Linked DNA regions of Homo sapiens: region 2 is linked to region 1. The links are chromatin loops, found by intact Hi-C in ENCODE. Cell type or tissue: B cell. All regions are shown on one strand.

Region 1 (8,000 bases):
GCTCCCACATGTGCTTGACCCATCTGGACTTCACTTACAAAATGCAAGTTTGAATATAAAATTATTAAGAATTGCAAGATGACAACAGGGGAGTATGAAACCAAGAACACAGCCCTTCTGAGTGAGGTCCCGTGTGACTGCACAGGTCACCCACGGCCGGGTAACAAGATACACCGTGGAGAAACTGCAAGAAGTCCCAACACCTGCCCGTGTGCTGCCTCTGTCATTTATAGGGTATGGGTCTCCCTGTACACTACTCTTTCCTATCCCTCTCCTCTTGCCCCCACCCACTCTGTCACTGTGCTTCCATAGCTCCAGGTCCCCCAGAGCTAAGTGCTTGGCTTTGGGGGTGCTGGGCCCCCCGCAAATGGGCCTGGCAGTGGGCCTGCCTCAGGAGCGCTGCAGTAGGCAGGGCCACCTGCCTTGTGGCTGCCACCCACCCAGGGCTGCGGAAAGGCCTGGTGGACAGAGGGCTGGGGGAGCGTGCCTGGAGCGGGGGGCCTCTCCTGTGACTGACACCTAGGCTGTCCAGAGTGGCCGTGGGAGCCCAGCATGGCCCTGCCACACCCCATGCAGCCTCCGGCTTGGCCCCTGCCTCTCACCTTCCACCCCAAACCCCTCCCCTCTGCAGCCAGGGAAGTCTTTCAGAAGCACACGTTGCGTGGTTTGGGCCATCAGCTTTGGCTGGTGTGACAGGGTCTCAGTGGCCAGCCCCTGTTCACCTCTCCAGCCTCATCGCTGGAGTCTCTTTCCAACTGTCTGACCTGGGCCGGTCCCTCCGGAGGGAGCGTCGTGGTGTGTGCTACCAGGATCGGCAGGTCCCGTGGTGGGATGCTGTAAACAGGGGCTTCAAGGGAGCACAGAACGGCTCAGGTATTGGGCAGCCAGACTCTGACTCTCAGTACTGCTGAAGCCACGGGAAGCCTGGGGCGCTGAGGTGGACCTGGTGCAAAGACACAGAGTGCCAGCATGTCTGGAGGGGAAGCAGGGATGGGAGAGATATCGGGGACAGAAACTCATTTCTGGCCAAGCGCCTGGCTCATCTCATCCTCTGCCTTTTGTCTGAGCTGACCATAATTAGTCGTCTTAGTTCCCTGTGGGTGAGCCAGGCTGTGCAGGGGTTCAGAAGGCTTGAAGCACGTCTTGTCACCCTGGTCCAAGCCGGTCTATTTCTGGCAGTTTAATTGTGGATGCTGTGTTCCTGGCGTGGGAAGGAAGGCAGGAAGGACCTGGAGGAAGTCGGAGCAGGAGAGAAGCTCTGGTCGTGTGACTTTTCCAACCATGGCCCCTTAGGAACAGGCTGCTCCTGGCAACTCAGCTATTCTGCTCCCACCTATTTCTAGCTCGGGGCAGGAAGCTGGTTTAGCAGGGAGGGGAAGCTTCTTGTTAGACTCAAGAGACCAAAGTGCATTTGGAGAAGAGCCATCGAGGTCTGTGTAACTGTCAAGTTCTGGGTAGACATTGAGTTCTGTGTAAAGATGGGGATAGGCTTGGGGTCCAACAGACCCAGACCAACAGCACCTCTGTCCCTCCCAGGGTGGTGTGACAATCCTTGGAAATAACTACACGGCCAGGGCCAAGTCGGTGCTGGGCACACAACACGCGATCCATCAATGGTGGTGGGCATCCCGTCTCTTCCTTCCTTAATAAAGACATCTCAGGGTGAAAAGGGGATGGCGCTGGGCAATACTAGGGTGGAGTGGAGGGTCTTTAGGGCCTCCAGCCAGTGTGAAAATCCACAGACCTGAGGGTGGGCCAGCAGGAAGGAATTTGGGTGGGGATGGTCTTTAAAAACCCAACAGAAGAGAGTGGTTACTGACGACTCTCTTGATACTTAAGAAGGGAAAAAAGAACAGCTTCGAAATCTGAGACAATGGATTGTAGTATCTTTGATGGAATTCAAACTCGGCCTGAATTCTGGGACACATTATGAAACAATTAGTGAAGAAAGCTGAGATCATGAAGACGTTGTGTGTTTGTTATTACTTTGTTTGTTTGTTTATTTACAGGGCTGAGCAGAGGGTTGGCATCTAATCCATGCTCCTGAAAGTGAACTGACTGTAGTTCAAAGTGATACCATTTTTCTTCTGATGGTAGGGTTACTACAGGCATCCTAGGAATATGTCCTGTGCGTAGGTAATTTTAGCATTTGGCAGGGCATCTGAGAGTTCTTGAAATCTTCGTGAAACACACAGTGAAAATACAAACTGAATGTTGGCCAGTTAAGGTAGGATTGGGTTTGATTGTCTGACCAGCAGTGAATCTGGTAAGCCCATGCAATTGCCAATATTTGGTTTAATCTACAAAAATGGCTATTTCATATGATCCACCTACTATTTATTGGACTAGGGAACTGTCTACTTCCCTTCCAACACAAGGGTTCTGTATTGCTGTGAAAGTCTACTTGTTCAGAGGAATGTGAACTTCAGCTGCCACAACGCCTAGTGAAACAAGCTCTGATTCTGTGGTCAGAAGGCCCTAGGTTCAAATCCTGACCCTCCCACTCCCAAGATTCAGGAAAGAGCATGCAAAGTGTGGCGCCTGCCCACTGGGGGTTCCTGCCCTCCTCTCTGCTGAGGGTCTTTGGTCTGTAACCAGGTCTGCATTGTACCTGGTGTGAAGAATTGAGTGGGGATGAGGCTGGAATGTGTAGGGTCAGAGCTGGAGGAGCAGAAAGGGGCAGAGCACTGGGTCTAGGATCCAGGGAGGAGCTGGGGTAGGGTTGGGACAGTGGATAAGGTCACACCGTGGAGAGATGCCAGGCAGGTGCTGTGAGCTGAGCAGTGCTGGAGGTGAAATGGAGATATTAGCTGAGGGTGGACACATAACCCAGGGCACCCACCTATCTCTTCAATATGCTGCAAACCCAGACATCCCCCACCTGAGTGGCCTCCAGCTGCAAGTCTTCATCCTCCAGATGGAGGGTCTGCAGGCCAACCACAGTGCTGGGCTGGACAACTGTTTCGGCAGCATGCTGGGCTTGTTCTGGGTCTGGGATGAAGGGTCAGTGGCCAACTGGGCATGCTTCCCTCAAGGTGGGGGGGTCAGAGCTTCCCAAGGTGTGAGTGAAATCAGGCCTTGCCAGTTAAGGCCTAAGCTCAGAACTGGCACCCTATCACTTCTGCCAAAACCTCACCGACCAGAGTAAGTCACATGGCCAAGCCCAATATAAATGGGGCAGGAAAGTGCATGGGCCTGAGCGGGGGTGGAGGAACGGGAGTGAATGATCACTGCAGGATAATCCAGGCCACTACCATATTCAAGACCTGTGCAGAGTCAGTGGGCATACCTCGTCAAATACCATGTGGAATATTGTGCAAAATACCGTGTGGAATATGGTGCGGAATACCGTGTAAAATATTGTGTTAAATACTGTGTGGAATGCTGGGTGCAATACCATGTGGAATATTGTGTGGAATACCACGTGGAATACCGTGTGGAATACCATGTGGAATAACGTGTGGAATATTGTGTGGAATGCCATGTGGAATACTGTGTGGAATACCATGTGGAATACCGTGTGGAACACCATGTGGAATATTGTGTAGAATACCGTGTGGAATACTGTATGGAATTCCATGTGGAATACAGCATAGAATACCGTGTGGGAAACCGTGTGAAATACTGTGTGGAATATTGTGTGGAATGCCATGTGGAATATTGTGTAGAATACCATGAGGAATACCATGTGGAATTCCATGTGGAACTCCATGTGGAATATTGTGTGGAATACACTGTGGAATACTGTGTGGAATATTGTGTGGAATAGCATGTGGAATATTGTGTGGAATACCATGTGGAATATTGTGTGGAATTCCTTGTGAAATACTGTGCGGAATACCACATGGAATACCATGTGGAATACCATGTGAAATATTGTCTGGAATACCATGTGAAATATTGTGTGGAATACCACGTGAAATACCGTGTTGAATATCCTGTGGAATATTGTGCGGAATACCGTGTGGAATACCATGTGAAATGTTGTGTGGAATACCATGTGGAATACCGTGTTGAATATCATGTGGATTATTGTGTGGAATACCATATGGAACACGGTGTGGATTTCCCTCTGGAATTCCATGTGGAATATCATGTGGAATACCGTGTGGAATGTTGTGTGGAATACCACTTAGAATATTGTGTGAAATAACTTGTGGAATACCATGTGGAATACCGTTTGGAATATTGTGTGGAATATTGTTTTGAATACCATGTGGAATACCATGTGGAATGTTGTGTGAAATACCGTGTGGAATACCATGTGGAATATTGCGTGGAATACTGTGTGGAATATTGTGTGCAATACTGTGTGAAATACCATGCGCAATACCGTGTGGAATACCGTGTGGAATACCATGTGGAATATTTTGTGGAATACCATGTGGAATGTTCTGTGAAATACCATGTGGAATACCGTGTGAAATATTGTGTGGAATACCATATGGAATATTCTGTGGAATACCGTGTGGAATGTTCTGTGAAATACCATGTGGAATACCATGTGAAATATTGTGTGGAATACCATGTGGAATATTCTGTGGAATACCGTGTGGAACACCATGTGGAATATCGTGTGGAATACTGTGTGGAATTCCGTGTGGAATACAGCGTAGAATACTGTGTGGGAAACTGTGTGAAATACTGTGTGGAATAACGTGTGGAATATTGTGTGGAATACCATGTGGAATGCCAAGTGGAATATTGTGTGGAATACCATGAGGAATACCACGTGGAATTCTGTGTGGAATACACTGTGGAATACTGTGTGGAATATTGTGTGGAATACCATGTGGAATATTGTGTGAAATACCATGTGGAATATTATGTGGAGTATTGTGTTCAATTCCATGTGAAATACTGTGTGGAATACCACATGGAATACTGTGTGGAATACCATGTGAAATATTGTGTGAAATAACATGTGGAATACCATGTTGAAAATCGTGTGGAATACCGTGTAGAATATTGTATGCAATATCGTGTGGAATATTGTGTGGAATACCGCGTGGAACACCGTGTGGAATATCGTGTGGAATACCGTGTGGAATACTGTGTGGAATTCCATGTGGAATACAGCATAGAATACCATGTGGGAAACCATGTGAAATACTGTGTGGAATACCGTGTGGAATATTGTGTGGAATAACGTGTGGGATACCATGTGAAATACCTTGTGGAATATCGTGTGGAATATTGTGTGGAATACCATGTGGAATTCCGTGTGCAATACCATGAGGAATACTGTGTGGAATTTTGTGTGGAATACCGTGTGGAATATTGTGTGAAATACCTTGTGGAATACCGTGTGGAATACCATGTGGAATATTTTGTAGAATACTGTTTGGAATATTGTGGTGAATACCGTGTGGAATACTGTGTGGAATATTATGGGGGATATTGTGAAATACCATGTGGAATATTGTTTGGAATACCATGTGGAATACCGTGTGGATTATTCCACATAATATTACCACATTCCAGATAATAATACCACACGGTATTCCCCATGGTATTCCACACAGTACTCCACACAATATTCCACACAGTATTCCACACAATATTCCACACAACATTTTACATGGTATTTCACACGGTATTCCACACAATATTCCAAGCTGTATGCCACACAATATTCCACACAATATTTCCTATGGTATTCCATATGGTATTCCACACAATATTTCATGCTGTATGCCACACAATATTCCACACAATATTTCACATGGTATTCCACATGGAATTTCACACTATATCCCACATGGTATTCCACACAATATTCCATGCTGTATGCCACACAATATTTCATATGGTATTGCATATGGTATTCCACACAATATTCCACACTGTGTGCCACACAATATTCCACACAATATTTCACATGGTATTCCACACGGAATTTCACACTATATCCCACACGGTATTCCACAGAATATTCCACACAGTATTCTACATGGTATTCCACACAATACTTTACACAGTATTCCACATGGTATTCCTCATGGTATTCCACACAATATTCCAAATGGTATTCTACACAATATTCCACACAATATTTCACATGGTATTCCACATAATATTCCACACAGTATTCCAGCTGGTATTCCACACAGTATTCCATATAGTATTCCACACAATGTTCCACATGGTATTCCACACAATATTCCATACAATATTCCATATGGTATTTCACACAGTATCCCACACAATATTCCACACGGTATTCCACACAATATTCTACACTGTATTCTGACAGAATTCCACATGGTATTCCATCCAGTATTCCACATAATATTCCATACAATATTCCACATGGTATTCCACATAATATTCCACACAGTATTCCAGCTGGTATTCCACAGAATATTCCACACAATATTCCATACAATATTCCTCATGGTATTTCACACAGTATCCCACACAGTATTCCACACAATATTTTACACGTTATTCCACATGTTATCTTACACAATATTTCACTAGGTTTCCACATGGTATTCCACACAATATTCCACATGGTGTTCCACATGGTATTACACAAAATATTCCACAAAATATTCCACATGGTATTCCACAGAATATTCCACATGGCATTCCACGTGGTATTCCACAGAATATTCCACGCAGTATTCCACACGGTATTCCACACAATATTCCACACAGTACTCCATGGTATTCCAAATGGTATTTTACACAATATTCCACACAGTATTCCACACAATATTCCACACAGTTTTCCAGGCGGTATTCCACACAATATTGTACAATGTATCCCACACAATATTCCATACGATATTCCTCACAGTATTTCACACAGTATCCCACATGGTATTCCACACAATATTTTACACGTTATTCCACACGTTATCTTACACAATATTTCACTAGGTTGCCACATGGTATTCCACAAAATATTCCACACAGTATTCCACATGGTATTCCACCCAATATTCCACACAGTATTCCACACAGTATCCCATATGGTATTCCACATGGTATTCCACAAGGTATTCCACACAATATTTCACACCGTATTCCAAATGGTATTCCACACAATATTCCACACGATATTCCACATGGTGTTCCACACAATATTCCACACGTTATTCCACACAGTATCCCACACAATATTCCACACGGTATTCCACACAATATTCCATGCAGAATTCCACACAATATTGCACACAGTATTCCACACTGTATTCCACACAATATTCCATACAATATTCAATAATATATTATTCACAGTATTCCACATGGTATTCCACTCACTATTCCACAAGGTATTCCACACAATATTCCACATGATATTCCACACGATATTCCACATGGTATTCCACATAGTATTCCACACGGTATTCCACACAATATTCCACATGGTATTCCACCCAATATTCCACATGGTATTCCACACAGTATCCCATATGGTATTCCACATGGTATTCCCCCCGGTATTCCATTCAATATTCCACATGATATTCCACACAATATTCCACACGGTATTTGACATGGTATTCCAGATGGTATTCCACACAATATTCCATAATGTATTCCACACAATATTCCATGTGGTATTCCACACAATATTCCACAGGGTATTCCATACGATATTTCATATGGTATCCCACATGGTATTCCACACGGCATTCCACCTGGTATTCCACACGGTATTCCACCCAATATTCCACATGGTATTCCACACGGTATTCCATACAGTATTCCACATGTTATTCCACACAGTATTCCACACGATATTTCACATGGTATTCCACACAGTATTCCACACGGTACTGCACATGGTATTCCATACGGTATTCCACATGGTATTCCACTCAGTATTCCACACGGTATTCCACACGATATTCTGCACAGTATTTCACACAATATTCCACTGGGTATTCCACATGGTATTCCAGACAGTGTTCCAAAGAATATTCCACATGGTATTTCACACAATATTCCACACGGTATTCCACAAAGTATTCCACACTGTATTCCAC
Region 2 (8,000 bases), 160 kb before region 1:
AGATGGCGTAGAGCTGATAGCCTGGCTGTATCACAAAGGGGATGTCAAGTTAAAGGAAGAAGCTGAGGCAAAATTAATAATCATAAAGTTATTCATGATAGCAGGAGGCAGACAAAATGCCTAGGCTGATAGGGGCGGTCCCCAGTGAAACACCACCTTCAAGCCAAAAACAGCCTGAAGTCTGAAAGACTGAACTGTTGGTTCTGGATGAAACCTGTGACCCAGAGTGAGAACTTCTGTTCCTATTTGCCCACTCTTTCCCGATTGGTTCTTTCTGAATAACGCTTTTTGACCAGTTGAATGTTGCCTTTTCTGATACTACCTATGGCCTGCCCCTCCCCCATCCTGTGCCTATAAAAACCCCAGACTCAGCCACACTGGAGGAGACCACCTTCCCGTCTCCTCTCTGCTGAGAGCTGTTTTGTCGCTTAATAAACTTCTCTGCCCTCACCACCCCTCAGTTGCCAGTGTGACCTCATTCTTCTTTGACGGACAAGAACTCCAGACTCACTGAACATGGGTACTCACAAGGCTGTAACACTGTGGCCCTCTGCCCTTCACTGGCAGAGGGCAGATGCCTCATGTGATGGAAAGTAGTGATGGGGCGGAGCTGGCCCCGGAGCTGCGGGCTGGAATGGGGCAAGGGGCTGACTGAGCTGTTAACATGCCACCGTCTGTTGGGCTATGGATGGTGGGACTAAAAGAGCTAATGAGCACATTGTAACACTCTTTTGGGGCTTTAGGGTCATGGGCACCCCTGCCTGGGCACCACTGCATTCCCCTTGGAGTGACACACCTGGTCCAGCTGCAAACCCCGCATGGAGCCCACCCCTGTGCCAGCATTTGGAATGGCTGGCTGGACCCCACACTTGCTCACTCACATACCCCCTCCCACCAGGGCCTGAGCATGCAGCAGCAGCTGCTGTGGGATCTGCGCCGGAGTGCAAGCCAGATGCGGCCTGGCAGGCCCAGTAGATGGGGTGCCTCCTGCTGCGTGCCTGGCAAAGGGGCCGAGAAAAATCTTCTCATTTGGGCCAAGCTTGAGAACTGCAGCCCAGGATACATCATCAGTTTGCCTTGGGGAGTGCTCTGGAGAATATTTATAAAGAAAAAAAAATCAGGAGAAGGGGTGATTATAAAACTTATTTATTAGGAATTTTCATTGGTCTAGAGAATTGGCATTAGTTACTGATTGGCTATTCATTGTTGAAGTACAGGATGTATGGCGTTTTTGTGGCCATTTGGCTTCAGTTAGTCTAGAGCTGCATGGCAAGGGGCTTCGAGAGGTAATTATTTAGCTCAAGGGGGAGTGAGACCTGACTGCCATTATATTTTAGATACTTTTCTGGGCCTGATAATTTAAAGGGGCTCACATTCTTCAGGTAAAAAGTTATTTTTCTTCTTCGGGGAGGAGTGGTTCAAAGTAGAGGAGAACTCACAGAGTATGTGGTGCCCAGATGCACATTTAGATATGTGCAAAAGAAAGATGATAATCTTGGTACATTTTTGCACTTTAAATAGTCACCACCTTCACTCTCCACACCCCCTAATGATAACTTGTTCTTTGGATTCTGACCTTCCAGAATACCTCATCTAAATTAATTACTGCACATATAAGAAAACTGAGGTTGGGATAGGACATCTGATGTACCCAGAATAACAGAGGTGAAAGTGACAATGCGTTTCAAGCACTAGGACTGTGAAGTTCCCAGCATGCTCTCTGCAGCACATCTGTATGTGATGGGGAAGCACCACAGAGGTCGGGGGAGGCATATAGGGGACATTTATAGGTTTAGATCTGTGCTGCTCAATGCCAGCTGCACTTCAGAGTCACCTGGCTTGCTTAAAAAATTAGTATCGGCCAGGTGTGGTGGCTCATGGCTGTAATCCAAGCACTTTGGGAGGCCGGGGTGGGTAGATTACCTGAGGTCAGGAGTTCAAGACCAGCCTGACCACCATGGTGAAACCCAGTTTCTACTAAAAATGCAAAAATTAGCTGGGCGTGGTGGTGCACGCCTGTAATCCCAGCTACTCAGGAGGCTGAGGCAGGAGAATCACCTGAACTCAAGAGGCGGAGGTTGCAGTGAGCCGAGATTGTGCCATTGCGCTCTGGGCTGGGCAATAAGAGTGAAACACTGTCTCAAAAAAAAAAATAATATTGATGGCCAGACCTCACCTCAAATCAATTACATCAGCATCTCCTGGATGGGGCCTTGCACCTGGATATTAAATGCTCCTGGGGATTCTAATGTGCAGTCCTTGCAAAGTGGGTATTGAGTGTGAGGCAGGGTGTCATTCACCCAACCATGCTGGGGCACTGACGTCTACTGGTGAATAAGGCACACGATTCCTGGCATCAGCGGGCTTTTTAATAGGTACATTTATTTCAAAAATGTTTATTGAGTACCACTTGGCTGGTCCCGGAGGATAGACAGTGGTTCAAATAAATAGCATTTATTCAGCAGTCTGTGCCAGGCACTATTTCAAATGCCTTAAGTCTCACTCCAGGTATTATTACTTCCATTTACAGATGAGGAGACCAAGGCTCAGAAACACAAGCTTGCTTTAGGTCATTGAAATAGTGGTGATGCCCAAGAGCCTTGGATGGGCTGGACAAACCTTCTGAGGGAGCCAGTAGGTGGTCCTGGTGCCTCAGGGACTGGGGGCTTTGAGAACAGCTCCTCCCTTTGTCTCAAGAGCTTGGCCAAGAGGCCCCTGTGGCCTGTAAAAGCATTTCAATTTGTTTTGAACTTGGGGGATGGATTCTTAAAATACCAGCAGGAGGCATCAAAATGAATAATATATATCTAAAAGCAGCTTAGTCCATTTAGGAAAAAAAACTTTAAAATATATTTCAGGGCTCACTCCAGTGTTCCATGCATGTATAATGGCTCAGAGGAGGTTTATTAGCTCCCCAGCCTTTATTTTGATTAACTTGCAAATGAGATTTTTTCTCTATACATCAGCCTAGCCCTTCAAATTGTTAATGAGATATCTGAACTAAAATGGCTTTTATAATTTGCATCACAATACTTAAGAGCCCAGCAGATGATTGCTGCAAATAAGCCTTGTGTGGAATAGCCAAGCATGGCTCAAGGCAGGGTTCGGGAGGACCACCGACAGCTCAGGCTTGCACATCCATGGGGATGCAGGGTCTGGGGGCCTTTGATCTTGGTGGCTTTCTCCTAGGCCAGTCTCTGAGACCGGCAGTGAAGGGCAAGTGGGATCCACCAGCCCCTACTCTCTCCTGCCTTCCTTTTTATCACAACATCTCTTTAATTTATGGCCCCTGAGTGCCAAGCCGTGTACCTGTGAACAAATGGAGTAATTACTCCTGGGAGAAATAGAAAAACATGGATGCAGACCATACAGAAAGCTGCCGGCTTTCAGTGGGGTGACCTGGGAGTGATCACCGGGTGAGGGTGTCCTGCCAGTGTTCTAGGAATCCTGGAATCATGGAGGGTCTCCTGCCAGTGTTTTCATGTTACTGGAGGCTCAGAGAGCGGAAGGGACTTGTCCACCGGCTGCGCTCCCTGGGACAGAAACCTGGGGAGGCCTCCTGATGATGACGGGAGGCGGTGGCGTGGGTGGTTGCTGCGAGGCTCAGAGCTTCGGTTTTGCTTTTGCCTCTGACAACCAGGATGACCTCTGGCAACTCAATGCCTCTCTGTCCTTTATCGAATGAGGGGGTTGAATTAGGACAGAACAGTCACGGGTGGTTTCACAACAGGTGTATGTTCTGAGAAATGCGTCCTTTGGCGATTTTCTCGTTATGTGAACATCATGGCGTGTACTTACACAACCTAGATGGCACAGCCTGCTACGACACAATGCTAAGTATTTGCATAGCTAAACACAGAAAAGGCACAGTAAAAATATGGTATAATCTTTTGGGACCTCCGCCATATTAGAAGGGCATGACTGCCTGGTCTCTGGAGGTGGGGGTGAGGACTGACCAGGTGAGCCTGAGCCCCCATCCAGTGGGCACCGGGCTCAGGTGGGCGCGCGACGGGTCTTGGGAACTGACAGAGGAGCCAGGGTCTGAGGCCCCCGGCAGGTTTTATATAGAGATGGCCAGAAAAGCGCCCCCACGTCCTGTGAGGTTCCCATTCCCCCGTCTTGGGTTTTAAGATCCCCTTGAGACTTAGTTTCCCCCAAAGTCAGTTTCCCGAGAAAAGGAGGCCCCATTTCAGCAGAAAGGGGCTTCGAGCTCCAGGGAGAGGACGGGGGTGTGGCGAGTTGTCCCCTCCCCTCCAAGACTCAGCGCCCACGCGCAAGTCAATAACCCCAAGTCCGGGTCCTGGGGCTTTTGGCCGGAACTGCTCGCAGCCATAGGGCCCCACGCGCGTTGGGACGGCAGGGGGCGCTGCCCGCAAAGCGTTGCTTCCCGGCCGTCCTGCGAGCCCGCGAGATGCGCGTGCGCGAGGCCGGGGCTCGGGAGCTGGGGCGGGGCCGTGGGCGGGGCCAGGAGCCGCGCTGGGGACCGTGCCCTCCTCCGCCGAGGCCTGTAGGGCGCTCGCTCTTCGCTGGGCCGAGTCCCCCCGCGCGCTGCAGAGCAATACAGTTCTGTAAAAGTTTATTATTCTGACGTTGGAATATGCTCCTTGGAGACAATTCAGAACTTGCAGAAACCAGAGCCCCGCGGCCCCTCCCTGCGTAGACTGCGGGCGGCTGTCCCGGGCGTGGGCTGCGGCCCCGCGGGCCCATGCGTGTTCTGGGGACTCTGGGGCGCTGGTTCAGTCCCGCGTGTGTGGGAGTCACGTTCACCTCCTCAGTGCCAGGTGCTGTCCGCGCACCCGTCGGAGCGCCTCGGTTCACCGTGCAGAGGTGTGGGCTCCGGGGCAGGGAAGGGTCCACCCCACCTCCCGCGCTGCAGCGAGCTTGACAGGTGGTGATCCTGGACAGGCGCATCCGTTGGGCCGGGGGCAGGGGCGCTCTGACCCTGTGGGCAGGGCCTCCCGGGACTCTGCCCGGAGCTCCTGGCTGGGCTGTGCCCGGAGGGATCTGAGTGGTGGTCCTTGGGCCCTTGCGGGCCTCAGTTTTTGCCACTGTGCAATGGCCTTACTCATACCTGCCCTGGTGATTGGGGGACCGAAGTTGTGCAGGGGGTGGGAGGATGCGGGGCCTGGTCTCTGCCTGGCTGGGGCCCACCTTGATCCGTGTGGCCCTGCTGAGCCCTGTCCACTGGTCACTGAGATAGTGACGGTCCTGGGCTGGGCAGGAGTGGCAGGCCCTGGGTGTGTGGATGCCATAGGAGGAGAAAGAGCTTTTCCTCACCGTCCTAGGTTCCTGCCTGGGACTCATATAACAAGAGAATAACATACACATTTATTTAATATAATTTTTACCGGATGCAGGAGCCTTCATAAGGAAATGAAGACCCAAAGAAATGTGTAAACCTGTGTGTGTGTGTGTGTGTGTGTGTTTTTGAGACAGAGTTTCACTCTTGTTGCCCAGGCTGGAGTGCAATGGCAGGATCTTGGCTCACTGCAGCCTCCACCTCCTGGGTTCAAGCGTTTCTCCTGTCTCAGCCTCCCAGGTAGCTGGGATTACAGGCGCATGCCACCAGGCCCGGCCAATTTTTGTATTTTTAGTAGAGATGGGGTTTCATCATATTGGTCAGGCTGGTCTCGAACTCCTGACCTCAGGTGATCCGCCCACCTCGGCCTCCCAAAGTGCTGGGATTACAGGCGTGAGCCACCACACCCAGCCAAACCTGTGTTTTTTATGCTTGGTTTGATAAAAAAAGTGGATAGTCCTAGAAAAGTTTGATTGGATAAAAACGTCTGATGTAACGGTAATAGATGGAGGGACTTAGCCAGGCCTGCGTGTTCACAGTCTCCTCTATCCCTGTGTCTTCAGAGGTGAGGATGTTTCTTCTGGGTATAGGGAGACTAACACCTGAATGAGGGTTTTATGTCCTGCTTCAGGGGAGAAGGGAGGGTGGGAGGTGAAAACGACCTTTCTGTTTCTGCTGTTTCCTCAAATGCCAAGGTGCTGTATTTTGGGGTACCATGTCCTGAACCCCATCAGTGCCAAGGGCAAGGCTGGTGCCCAGGGCCCAGTCCTGGACTTACCTTGGACTTCGTGGATGGGAGGGGAGGTGGGGCCTGAGGAGGGGTGACACCCGCAGGTGGAAGCTTGTGTCTGCATCCCAGGAGGCAAATTACCAGCTCTGAGACCTAGGACCAGTCAGTCACACAACCTCTGGAGTCTCAGTGTCCTCATGTAGAAATGGGAGCAGCGGGCTGTGGGGAGGTTGATATTGGCTGCTGGGTCCTGCCTGTAGCTCCCTCTGCCCCCGACCTCAAACTCTTGAGCCCTCTGGGATCACCTGAGGCTTGATAAACACACAGGGGCCCCGGCCCTGCTCTGACAGGTGGCTTCATCGAGTTTGGGTGGTACCAGGAATCCCGCTGGGAACAACCCTCTTAGGGTCTGGTCAGGCACCCTCCCAGCCCCCAGCACAGGGCAAGGAAGTGCCAGGGCCATGGGACAGCAGGAAGGTACCCTCCCCAGGCCCACCAATCCCACAAGACTCTGTTGAGAAAGAAGGATTTTAGTGGTTTGCGTGGGGATGCTGAATCGGTGTTCCACTTAAGAGGGCTCAGGGAAGTGAGGACACCCTGGGACACCCCAGGGGGTATGTCCTCATCCTGGCTTCACTTGACTGGGGCCTGGTTTCTAATCCTGGGCTCACTTGCCCGGTGCCTGTCTCTCCCCCAGTCTCAGCCTGATGAGTGAATGAAGGTGATGATCACCCGTCCTTTATGGCGGGCCGGTTCTTGCATTAGATCTTACGATCCCCATGCCAGCCTTGAAAAGCCGGAGTTCATAGGACCCAGGTGCAGGGAGTTCAGACAGCTCTTAACAGAGTCTTAAGGTGGGGTGCTGAGGCTGGATCCACCTGGACCTGGTCCCGGACAGCCCGGACTGTGTTGTGGAGTGAAGGGAAACTTCATCCCCATGTTGTCCAACCTCGAGTGGGCCTGGCTGGTTTGCTAAGTGTGACCAGGGGATTGGGCTGGTCCAGAATGTCTGGAGGCCTGGGGTAAGGGGAGGGCAGCGTCTGCCCCCTGCTACCCCATCCCCCTCACCTGTTCCTGTTGCCTGGGGTTAGGGTTAGCGAGTTGTGACTCCACCCTCCTGCCCGGGTGGGTGGAGAGGGCCCTCTCTGGAGAGGGTCTGTCAGCCTGCCCTGTAGAAGAGCGGGTGTGCTCTCCTGGGGTGGGAGGGGCCTTGCCTTTCTGTTTGGAGGAATGTCTGCCTCCGTGGTACATTCCAGAGAGAGCAGCCCCTCCCAGCTTCTTTAGGCTTCTCTACCTTCAGGTGAGCAGAGGGGCGGTGTCGGGCCTGCAGCAGCTGCGCCTGACCCCATTTGCGAGGACTCAGTGCCTCCCTGGGCCCGGGCTGTTTGTGGTCTCACCTCCAGAGCATGTTTGTCTGGGTCACCACGCCCCCTGCAAACAGCCCTGTCTGGGGTGGCCAGACCAGGCCCTGCCCATGGCCAGCCACTTTTCCAGCAGAAAACTCAGCCCCATTGGAGTCCCCCGCCACAGCCCTGCTTGAAGCTTTGAAGGTGGGAGCCAGAGGGGCAAAGTCAAAATTGCAGGGAGAGTAAACACCTGAGGACCTAGTTTGGCCTGGCTGAGACGCTGGGCGGCTACAAAGGGACAGTGTGAGGGAAGCCCTCGCAGCAGAAGGGACCCATTCAGTTCTTGCAGAAAGGGATTTGCCTGCTAATTAGGCAGGGAGGACCCTACTGGTGTGTGGGCTGCAGGAAGGGGTGGCATGTAGTGGGGAGCTGGTGACCCTATTTGGGGAAGAACCTGCTGGTTCTGAGCTGCTGGAACCTTTCGGTCCACACCTGACCCACAGACCACCTGCTCCAGAGTCAGGCGGGGAGCTCCTTAAACAATGGCGATGCGTCAGCCCCAGCCCAGGCCTCCTGGCTGAGCCACAAAACCCATCATTGCATGAGGGGCCTCCGATATACCAGC

What was found. Hi-C counts contacts between places; a loop is a spot of excess contacts. Peaks named below come from ENCODE experiments on the same cell type or tissue, not always from the same donor. Only the 100,000 strongest peaks of a DNase experiment are listed, where the experiment ranks them.
Region 2: a loop joins it to region 1, with 5 times the contacts of the local background. A loop is called at or near these places in 2 of 110 quality-filtered maps.

What each region holds. Positions count from the first base shown.
Region 1 is chr10:124,226,481-124,234,480 of GRCh38, reverse strand. No RefSeq gene overlaps it. Among named protein-coding and RNA genes, the nearest start is that of CHST15, 140 kb to the right of the region's middle. In B cell, no CTCF peak of the experiment used is centred here; DNase peaks (open chromatin) are centred at 3,170, 7,124 and 7,681.
Region 2 is chr10:124,385,771-124,393,770 of GRCh38, reverse strand. No RefSeq gene overlaps it. Among named protein-coding and RNA genes, the nearest start is that of OAT, 29 kb to the left of the region's middle. RefSeq lists a silencer at 4,265-4,554. In B cell, CTCF peaks have their summits at 4,152 and 4,351 (motif pointing right); DNase peaks (open chromatin) are centred at 4,340 and 6,060; H3K4me3 peaks cover 930 bases.